2 separate regions of the Mus musculus genome follow, and region 1 is linked to region 2. Evidence: chromatin contacts called from ENCODE Hi-C or POLR2A ChIA-PET data. All regions are on one chromosome and are shown on one strand. Each heading gives the region's core, a stretch centred on a gene start or an enhancer-like site at or near the end of the contact. The rest is flanking DNA. Distances are from core to core; before and after follow the strand shown. Region 1 holds the start of Zfp428 (zinc finger protein 428). Region 2 holds the start of Rps19 (ribosomal protein S19).

Evidence for each region. Hi-C counts contacts between places; a loop is a spot of excess contacts on that map. ChIA-PET counts read pairs that join two places held with the same protein, here RNA polymerase II (POLR2A).
Region 1: a loop to region 2 is called in a map of gastrocnemius, with 2.9 times the contacts of the local background. The contact joins the promoter of Zfp428 here to the promoter of Rps19 in region 2. A Hi-C loop is called at or near these places in 1 of 37 maps with a recorded cell type or tissue (gastrocnemius). POLR2A ChIA-PET finds 5 or more read pairs at or near these places in 2 of 5 experiments (Patski and embryonic stem cell).

The regions. Positions count from the first base shown.
Region 1 is chr7:24,505,528-24,509,733 of GRCm38, forward strand. Zfp428 (zinc finger protein 428) reads left to right here and starts at 1,560. Exons shown (of 3, transcript NM_146183.2): 1 at 1,560-1,909.
Region 2 is chr7:24,883,000-24,887,350 of GRCm38, forward strand. Rps19 (ribosomal protein S19) reads left to right here and starts at 1,593. Exons shown (of 6, transcript NM_001360119.1): 1 at 1,593-1,668; 2 at 2,137-2,207; 3 at 2,453-2,553. The coding sequence starts at 2,137.

The DNA of each region.
Region 1 (4,206 bases), core at 310-2,809, 380 kb before region 2:
GCCTGAATAAAATAAACACACACACACATACACACTCACGCACGCACACGCGTGCGGCGGTGGGGGGTTGGGTGGGTACTGTTTTATTTTGTTATGGAAATTTTCATGCAGAGTGAGGAGACTTAAAGAACTCCAAAGCCCCAGGCACCCTCCACCCCATTTCCACCCAGAGCGCTGCATTTATTGAGACCAGTGCTGTGTCAATTTCCCTAAATCACTCAATCTGCAGGAGCTGTATCATCAAGGAAGGCCCTTCGGATTGGCATCAATACCAGGAGAGAGTGAGCTCGGAGCAGCAGGGACAAAGGGTTTTCCCGATGAATCGAAAGGCAAGATCAAAGCCTGAGACAGCAAAGGGATTACTGTGTTTGAAGTGCTGGGGATATGGACCAGATAAAACGGTGGGTGGGTCCAGAAGAGGCGTCAGGGACACAAGTTTGACTGGGAGACCAGGTGTGGGAGGTGCATACCTGCCACCCCAGCCTTTGGGAAGCTGAGGCAGGAGAACTGCAGGGAGTTGACGAAAACCACCCGGAGCTAGAGTGAGTTCCAGAATACACAAGGAGACTCTCAGAAACAAAGCAAAACACAACTATTCCTTTTCTGTGGTGTAATGGGACTCTAGAGTTTTAAATTGCTAGTGATAAAAGCATTCGGGAAGGAGAGGGCTGTAGGGATGGCTACAAATAGTCAGCATGAAGTTATGGCCCTTTAAAATTACCCACAGGAGCTGGGCTGGCTGCCATATGCCTGTAATCTCAACATTCAAGAGGTAGCGTTCAAGGTCATTTTCTTCGACCCAGGTGTTGGAGGCTAGCCTGAGCTACATGAGACTCTGCCTCAAAAAAGAAAAAAAAAAGAAAGAAAAGAAAGAAAAACAAAAAAAGAAATAAAAAAGCAAACACCTATAGCAGACTTTCTAATTGTGCTCCACGGAAAAGCTGCCTTGACTCCCTCTAAGAATGCAAGCACTACTTTGCCTCTGGAAATTTGCATCAGCTATTCCCTCTGCTTTTTGGCATTCTACTTGGCTCCAGTTCAGACCTGGCTTAAAAATCAGCCCTTGGAAGCCCTTGCAGAACCTCGAGCTGGGGCAGGCGTTTCTGGCATCCACGGCCTCCTGCCGTCTACCTCTCTCTCTTCCAGGTCTTGACAGTTCTAAGTATTTGTCTAATCAAATGTGGTTCGTTTTCCTTAGACTGGGGGTTCAGATCTCTCGCAACGCAGAAACCACGTGCTGTCCAGGAATTTATCCTAGGTGACAGGGACGTGAACGGGGTCCCAGACCTTCGGTAGTTTCGGGACAAGGTTGCCAGCCCACCACGATTAAGTCTGCAGTCCCCTACACGCATGCGCTTTATTTTTCCAGGTGCCCCCCCCCTCCCCATCCATATGCTAATCACTGCGCTCTGAAGAACAGCCTCTCCCGGGAATATGCAAATCACATCCTCCAGTGCGGGAGGCCTTCCTTTGTCCCGCGCTAGGATTATGCAAATGAGCGAGCCTCCAGCCCGGGGGATCCGGGCCGAGTATTTAGGCCCCCACTCTCCCCCCTCATTCCAAGGCATCCACTATTTATAAGGCGCGTTCGCTCTACCGCGCACGCACGCACGCGCGATTCTTAAAGCTTCTTCACCCTTCGGGCCGCAGACTGTACCAAGTCTAGCGGGGCCGTGAGCGGCAGAGCCCGCCACCCCCGCCGGCGTGAGCTCTACAGCCTTCGCCATCCTCTGAGCCCCTCTTCCCATCGACCTCCGGGAATGGTCCATCTGACCGCGCACGCGCCCCTCGCTCGCCCCTCGCTCGTTCGCCCGTTCGCTCGCCCGCTCGCCTAGCCTCCCGAAACGCAGGCGCAGTGCCCGGGCGTGCAGCCGCCACCGCCGAGCCTGATCCGGGGCCGCCGGCGTCGGTGAGTGTCCGAGCTTGGGGGGGGCCGCGGGGCATGCTGGGAAGCGGGCGATACAGCCCCGCTGCATGACGGGAGCCCGCGGCCGCTTGGCCGAGTGACCGGCCCGGGAGTCCCTTGCTTTCCCCAGCACGCGGCTCGGGACCCAGCACAGCTTCGCCTCGAGGCATTGTGGGAGCCCGTGGGCCAGGCGTTCTGGGCCTGGGGCATTCTGGGAAGGGCCTGGGCTCCTGGAGGGGACTTTTTTTTTTTTTTTTTTTTTTTTTTTCGTCGCACACGCCTTCTGTGAGAAGCCCCGGGGCAAGGAGCGTTTGGGTGCCTGGTGGTCGTTAAAGGCCCGAGGCATCGTGGGACGCTGTCACGGGGCATTGTGGGAGCTGATCTTTATTGTTTGGTACCGGGGTTTGTCCGAGTCCCAGTCCTACCTAGCGTTGTGCGGAAAGGTATCTATTGTGTTCACTCACGCACTGTGAGGCGTATGTGTGGGTGGGGTCCTGGCCACTCTGCTTTTGAGGGAACTGAGGCATACGGTTTCATGTAGCTGGGTTTTGGACCCACAATATCGCGGAGTACAACCTAGAATTTATAATTTACCAAGTGCTGAGTTCGCAGAGGTGCATCACCACGCCCAGCTGGCTTCCACCTGTCCTAATGCTTCCACTTGATATCCGGAACGTTCTGGAAGAAGCTTTATATAATGTGGGTTTGGAGAGGGATGGCTGTCCCCAAGTAAACCCCCAAGAAAAGTCCTAACAATCCTTGCTGTGATGGTCAAGTAGAATAATAGTTAAAGCCCAGTGTGGTGTCACGCGCCTATAATTCCTGCTGGGGCAGGAGGATTCGCTATTCTAGACCTGTTTTTTTTTTTTTTTTTTTTTTCCTTTTGGGGAGGGCATCAGATCTCAAAAAAAGAAGGGGGAGTGGGTTTATGGAATGGCTAATCCTAGGTATTGTTGCATGGAACACATATATTAAATATTTAAAATAGAAACAACCAGTTGTCCTCAGTTTTTCTTTGCTGAATGGTGCGAGTTTTTCCAAAAATAATGTATTACTACAGAATTAGAGGGGCCCAACATCTGATGATTAATCATGAGAGCTCTTCCTTGCCAGTCACTATTTCTCGGTCCTTCAAAGGCCTGATCCAGTATCTAGGTGTCTTTAGTAAATTCCCTATCCAATGATGCCACCTCCTCCTCTTGCTCCAGCCGCATTCCTCCAACAGCAAATTTGACATTTGGGCTTTGAACAGTGTGCTTTCTACCATTGTTTGTGCCCCCAGGCCCTAAATTCAGGCTTTGCCATATTATTAGTGTCCATATCTATTGTCCCCAGAACCTGGGAAGCTGAAGTTGGAGGATTGCAAGTTCAAGGCCAGCCTGGACTGTATAGTAAGAGTCTAAAGGAGAGTGGAAACCGTATTGTTTTTAGTCCTACACTGCCTGGTCTTGCAAGGTCCTGTCACAATGCAGTAGGAGGAAGAAACGTGTGCATTGAGAGAAACAGGAATTATGGGAGCCAAGGAGCAATGTGGATGGTTATAGGTGAGCTTTGCAAGGGTGAAAATAAACACTCTGGATCCACAAAGAGGAAGGAGAAAATTCCAGATGGGAAATGGAGGAGAATGAACTAGGACTGCCCTTCTCTGGCTATAAAAGGCCTTTATGTGGCCCTGCCCCCAACCCCACCAGAAGCCTGGAGAGTTGAGCAAAGGAGTAGAGTCTATGAGATCTCTTCCTTCCTTCCTTCCTTCCTTCCTTCCTTCCTTCCTTCCTTTCTTTTTGTTTTGTTTGTTTGTTTGTTTGTTTTGTTTGTTTGTTTGTTTTTTAAGACAGGGTTTCTCTGTGTAGCCCTGGCTGTCTTGGAACTCACTCTGTAGACCAGGCTGGCCTCAAACTCAGAAATCCACCTGCCTCTGCCCCCAAAGTGCTGGGATTAAAGGCGTGCACCACCACACCACTGCCCGACTCTTTCTTTTTTAAGACAGTGTGTCATTTAGTTCATACGAGCCTCAAATTCTATGTAGCCAGCTCTGACCTTAAACTGCAGATTTACCAGCCTGAGAGCTAAGACTGTGGGTGTAGACTGCCTACTTCTATTCAGAGCATGGCTTTGGATCTTTGTTGAACCACAGTCTGGTGAGGTGGCCAGTGTGAACTTGGACTTTGGACAGTGTGCAGGTCTTCTTCCTTCCTCTTCTGCTTCGAGGGAGCTGTTTCTGTGTGCCAACCAAAGCCTGGACTTGAGAAGGATACAGACAAGAAAAGTTGGGTCCTGTTTGAAGCACTAGGCAGAAAATG
Region 2 (4,351 bases), core at 343-2,842:
AGGCCATTTAAGTGTTTAAGGTTTTTTTAAATTTACTTTTGTGTGTATGTGTCTGCATATGTACATACATGAGTGCACGTGCCCGAGGAAGCCAGAAGAGGACATGTCATCCTCTGGAGATGAAAGTACAAGCTACTGTGACCCTCCAGTGTAGGTGTTTGGAACTGAAGTCAGATTTTCTGAAATTGCTGAGCCATCTGTCTCTCCGGCCCCTCAAACTGGCTTAACTTTTCACTTATGTATTGATAATTCATTTCTTTTTAATATTTTTTTCTAATTTTAAGTCTTAGTATGTGTATAAAGAGGGTGCGATATGTGAACATACACCCTTCTCTGAGACGCACCTGTGGCAGTCAGAGGACAAAACTCTGTAGTTAGTTCTTATACCGTGATGGGTTCAAAGAATCGTATCAGGTCAATCAGGCTCGTATGGGAGAACTTCTACCTAGTGAGCGAACCATCACAATGCCCCTCGTTTCTTTTTTTTTTTTGGGGGGGGGGGGGTCGAGACAGGGTTTCTCTGTGTAGCCCTGACTGTCCTGGAACTCACTCTGTAGACCAGGCTGGCCTCGAACTCAGAAATCCGCCTGCCTCTGCCTCCTGAGTGCTGGGATTAAAGGCGTGCGCCACCACGCCCGGCCCCTCCTCTCTTTTCTATCTTAAATAATATTTGTCTGGATGCAACACAACCTCAAATATTTTATGCGCTGCGCTGCGGGGTGGGAGTGGGAGGTACTGAGAGCCTGGCGTAGTGACACACTCCCGTAGCATTAAGCTGGGGGATCATGAGTTCAAAGCCAGCCTTAGATAAAAAGTCCCAGGCCAGTCTTGGCTAAATAAATTAATGATAATCCTGTCTCAAAACAACAAACGATAGGCAGGTAGGTGGGTGGGTAGGTACAGATATAATAAAGTTGCACAGGTCAGCTTGGATGACTCAGAAGAGGCAAACGAGGAGACTAACGGTCTGAACAACCAGACTCCGGCACTAGATGGCGGAGCTGAACCTCCACCAAGGGCCCGCCTCTACCCCTTTGTCCCCGCCCTAATCTCCTCCCCGCTCCCAACGCCTTCTTTCCTCTCCGCGAGCGTCAATGGAGCTGAAGCAACTTCCGCCCAAAGAAGGGTGGGGCTTCCGTGTATCTCTTGGTCTCGCGAATGCTAATGCTAGCACAAAAGGTGGTGGTGGCCACATGTCATAGTGCCTTTTCCCTGGATTGCCTGTCACGGTTCCGCCCGTAACTATTCCCATTTCCGGCCAGGAAGCAGGGTCTTGCGCTGAATCCCGCCTTCCTTTCGTGCGCGCTCAACTTCGCCCGCACTTCCGCCCTCAAAAGTTTCCGCCTCCTTGTTCCCGCCAGACACACAAGGCTCAAATGAAGGCCGACTCCCCCAGCTCGCTCCGGTCACGCCCAAGGAAACGGAAAGAGGAACCAGATCCCTTATCCTCCTCCCGAGTCCCTTCTCTTGGCTTCTCCACCCCTTCCTCTTACAGACCCGCCCATTTTGGGTGGAGATGAAGCCATATTCGCCCTCAGAAAGGCGGAGCCCTCTGGTTTAGCCGCTCTCGCGAGCACTCCGAAATCTCGCGAGACTCGACGCCCGACTTGTGCGCCCGGGAAACCCCGTCGTTCCCTTTCCCCTGGCTGGCAGCGCGGAGGCCGCACGGTGAGTGAGGGCTCTGGGTCGCGGCTGTGCGCGGGGCCACGGGGCCGGGCTTTCTGGCCCCAAGAGCTCGTGCCGGGACCGCGGGAAGCCCGGCGCGGGGTCGCTCCGCCCTCTGGAGCCGCGGCCACGTGCGAGCGGCAGGCCCGGACATGCCTGATCGCCGCAATCCGGGAGCCCGGAGGGTTAGGTGGGCAGCGGAGGGGTGAGTGGGACGCCCGGAACGTGGGCTTGAGGGAGCGGGGTGTGGAGGGCTCTCCCACGCGGTCACCACGCCGCGGTGCTGCGATCCGCGTGGCGTGTGCACCCGGCAACTCTGTTGGACCTGCAGGAGCCGAGTTGCAGGGACATGAGGCTGGGTGGATGCTGAGGCTTTGGGGTGGACTGGCGACGAGCAGGGTTGGTGTTGACCTGGACCCACGTCAGGGGTTTGCACCAAGCCTGACCTCGGCATGCTTGTCCCTTCCTCAGATGCCCGGAGTTACTGTAAAAGACGTTAACCAGCAGGAGTTCGTCAGAGCTCTGGCAGCCTTCCTCAAAAAGTAAGTGTTTGTTGGAACTGAGGCCTGACCCCTGTGCGCTGTGACCCCAATGTGTCATTAATCCCTCTGGCCACTTGCTGGGGGTCTTTTCTGAATTGGGCCTACGGTGACCATGCTTCCTTTTTAACCTGTTCGTTCTTGCTTTTTTTTTCCCCCAACCTTGTTAACTTGCTAAAGGTTAGTAGATCTGAAGTCATCTTTGGAAATTTTTGAAGTGTGCTTTTTCTCAATTCTCTTGGTTCTAGGTCCGGGAAGCTGAAAGTCCCCGAATGGGTGGACACAGTCAAGCTGGCCAAACATAAAGAGCTTGCCCCATATGATGAGAACTGGTTCTACACACGAGCTGGTAAGAACTGAGGCTTTGGCTGGGAGTGGGAACCTGGGCGACCCCAGGCAGGGACCCTGTCTTCCCCTCCCATCTACACCAGGAGACAGACCTCATTATTGAATAGCTGTAGCTTTAAACTAGAAAGGAAATCTGAGGGCAAATGAGTGTCCATATTTTGCTTACTTGAGAGTCTTAACAGCTTTCTGTGTCCACGGTTATAGCATTTAGATTTGAACAACTGTCAACTCCTGTTTGGTTGAGTGGTCGGGAGTGCCACTCCTGTTATAAAGGAAACTTACAGATCTGGTGCCCAAAGAAAACTTTGGGGTGCCCCTCTGGTCTCTCTGGATCCTGCCTGGGTGCTTTGTGCATCCTGTTGTCTCTAGTCTTTAGGGGAGCAGGATTCTTTCTGCTGGGTAGTGCCAGGGTTGCAGTTCATGGCCAGGCCTTTGCTAGGGGGGGGCCCTGCCTGAGAATTCCCCTGGTCGTGGGAAGTAAGTTCCTCTTCGCTTAAGACCGTGAAGCAGTTTATAAGTTAATATTAAATGTCCACGGGATCCACTTTGTTTCAGGCTTTGGCATGGGCACAGGGACCACCATGACTCAACACAGCCTCTGAAAACCAAAAGGTCAATTCCACAGTGTGGGAAAAGGTCGGTGCTTCCACCTGCCAGCACGTTTTTAAGGAGGGTGATGTAGGGAAGGGTGGTGAGGCCTAGCTGAGGTGTGCACCTCACACCCCCTCTTGGAAGCAAGCGTGCAGTGGTGTTGACAGTGCTTCAGGTGGTAGGTTAGGGCGGCTGTGGAGTTGCGAGAGGAAGACTGTTGGGTTTCTCTGGGTAGAGTGGTGTACTTGCTGTGGACAGGGTTGGTTGTCTAGTTTCCACAGCTGCTGTGGGGGGAGGCTGCCATATCCAGGGCCCGCCAGACACTGAGCTGTGTCCCAAGCAGGATGGGGTTAGCAAGAAATGGAATCGAGCCAGGTGCCTTTTGCCTTTGATTCCAGCACTTCTGGAGCAGAAGCAGTTTGGGGCCAGACCTGCTGGTGTGAGCTTGTATTCCCAGAATTTGAGAGACCAAGGCAATGCTGAGGGGGCTGGGCTGAGCTACAGGAAGACCCCAGCATTCTGGGGTCTAATGGGTTCCTGTCTGGTTTGATCAAAAAGCTCAGGCTCTTACCAAATTGTAGCCGTTTGTCATAACACTGAAAAGGGGGGTACAGAGGTGGCATTACTTTCTTCGAAGATAGGCTAGTTCTGTTCAAAGTTAGTTTTCAGACTATGTTTGTAGTTTTGTCTGGATAATGAGCTGGCTTGTTCTGTCACTTGCTTTTGGGGCTGGAGTGCAGTGGGGAAACAGGCTCATGTTTTAGGTCCTGAGAAAAGGCTCCATGGGCCTCCTGTGTTAGGACCAGGGGGCTTGTTGGGAGAGTGACATTTGTAGGGGACCACTTCCGTTGGAGAACCAAAGGGAGGGTGAGTTAGGGCTGGGAGAATAGATTTTTCCACAGAAGTTTAACATGAAGGCATTGGGGAGGGAAACATACAAGGTTTTTCATCCCACACTTAAAGACGGGGTGGTCAGGGTGGGGTCCCCACCCTGCTCTTAGCACAAGTTTCTTCTGTTGTTGTTAGGCTGCAGTGCTTCATGAAACCTTGGTCTTCGCAAGTAAGTTCAAATCCAAGGTGCCAGCCCCTCCTGAGCAGCAATTCTGGGGCTTTATCTAAAGTTGTGCCTTTAAAATGTGCCAGAGCCAGGTCTTGTTGAAGAGGAGAATAAAAAGAAATAGGCTGTCTTGCTGCTTACAGCCTCTAAA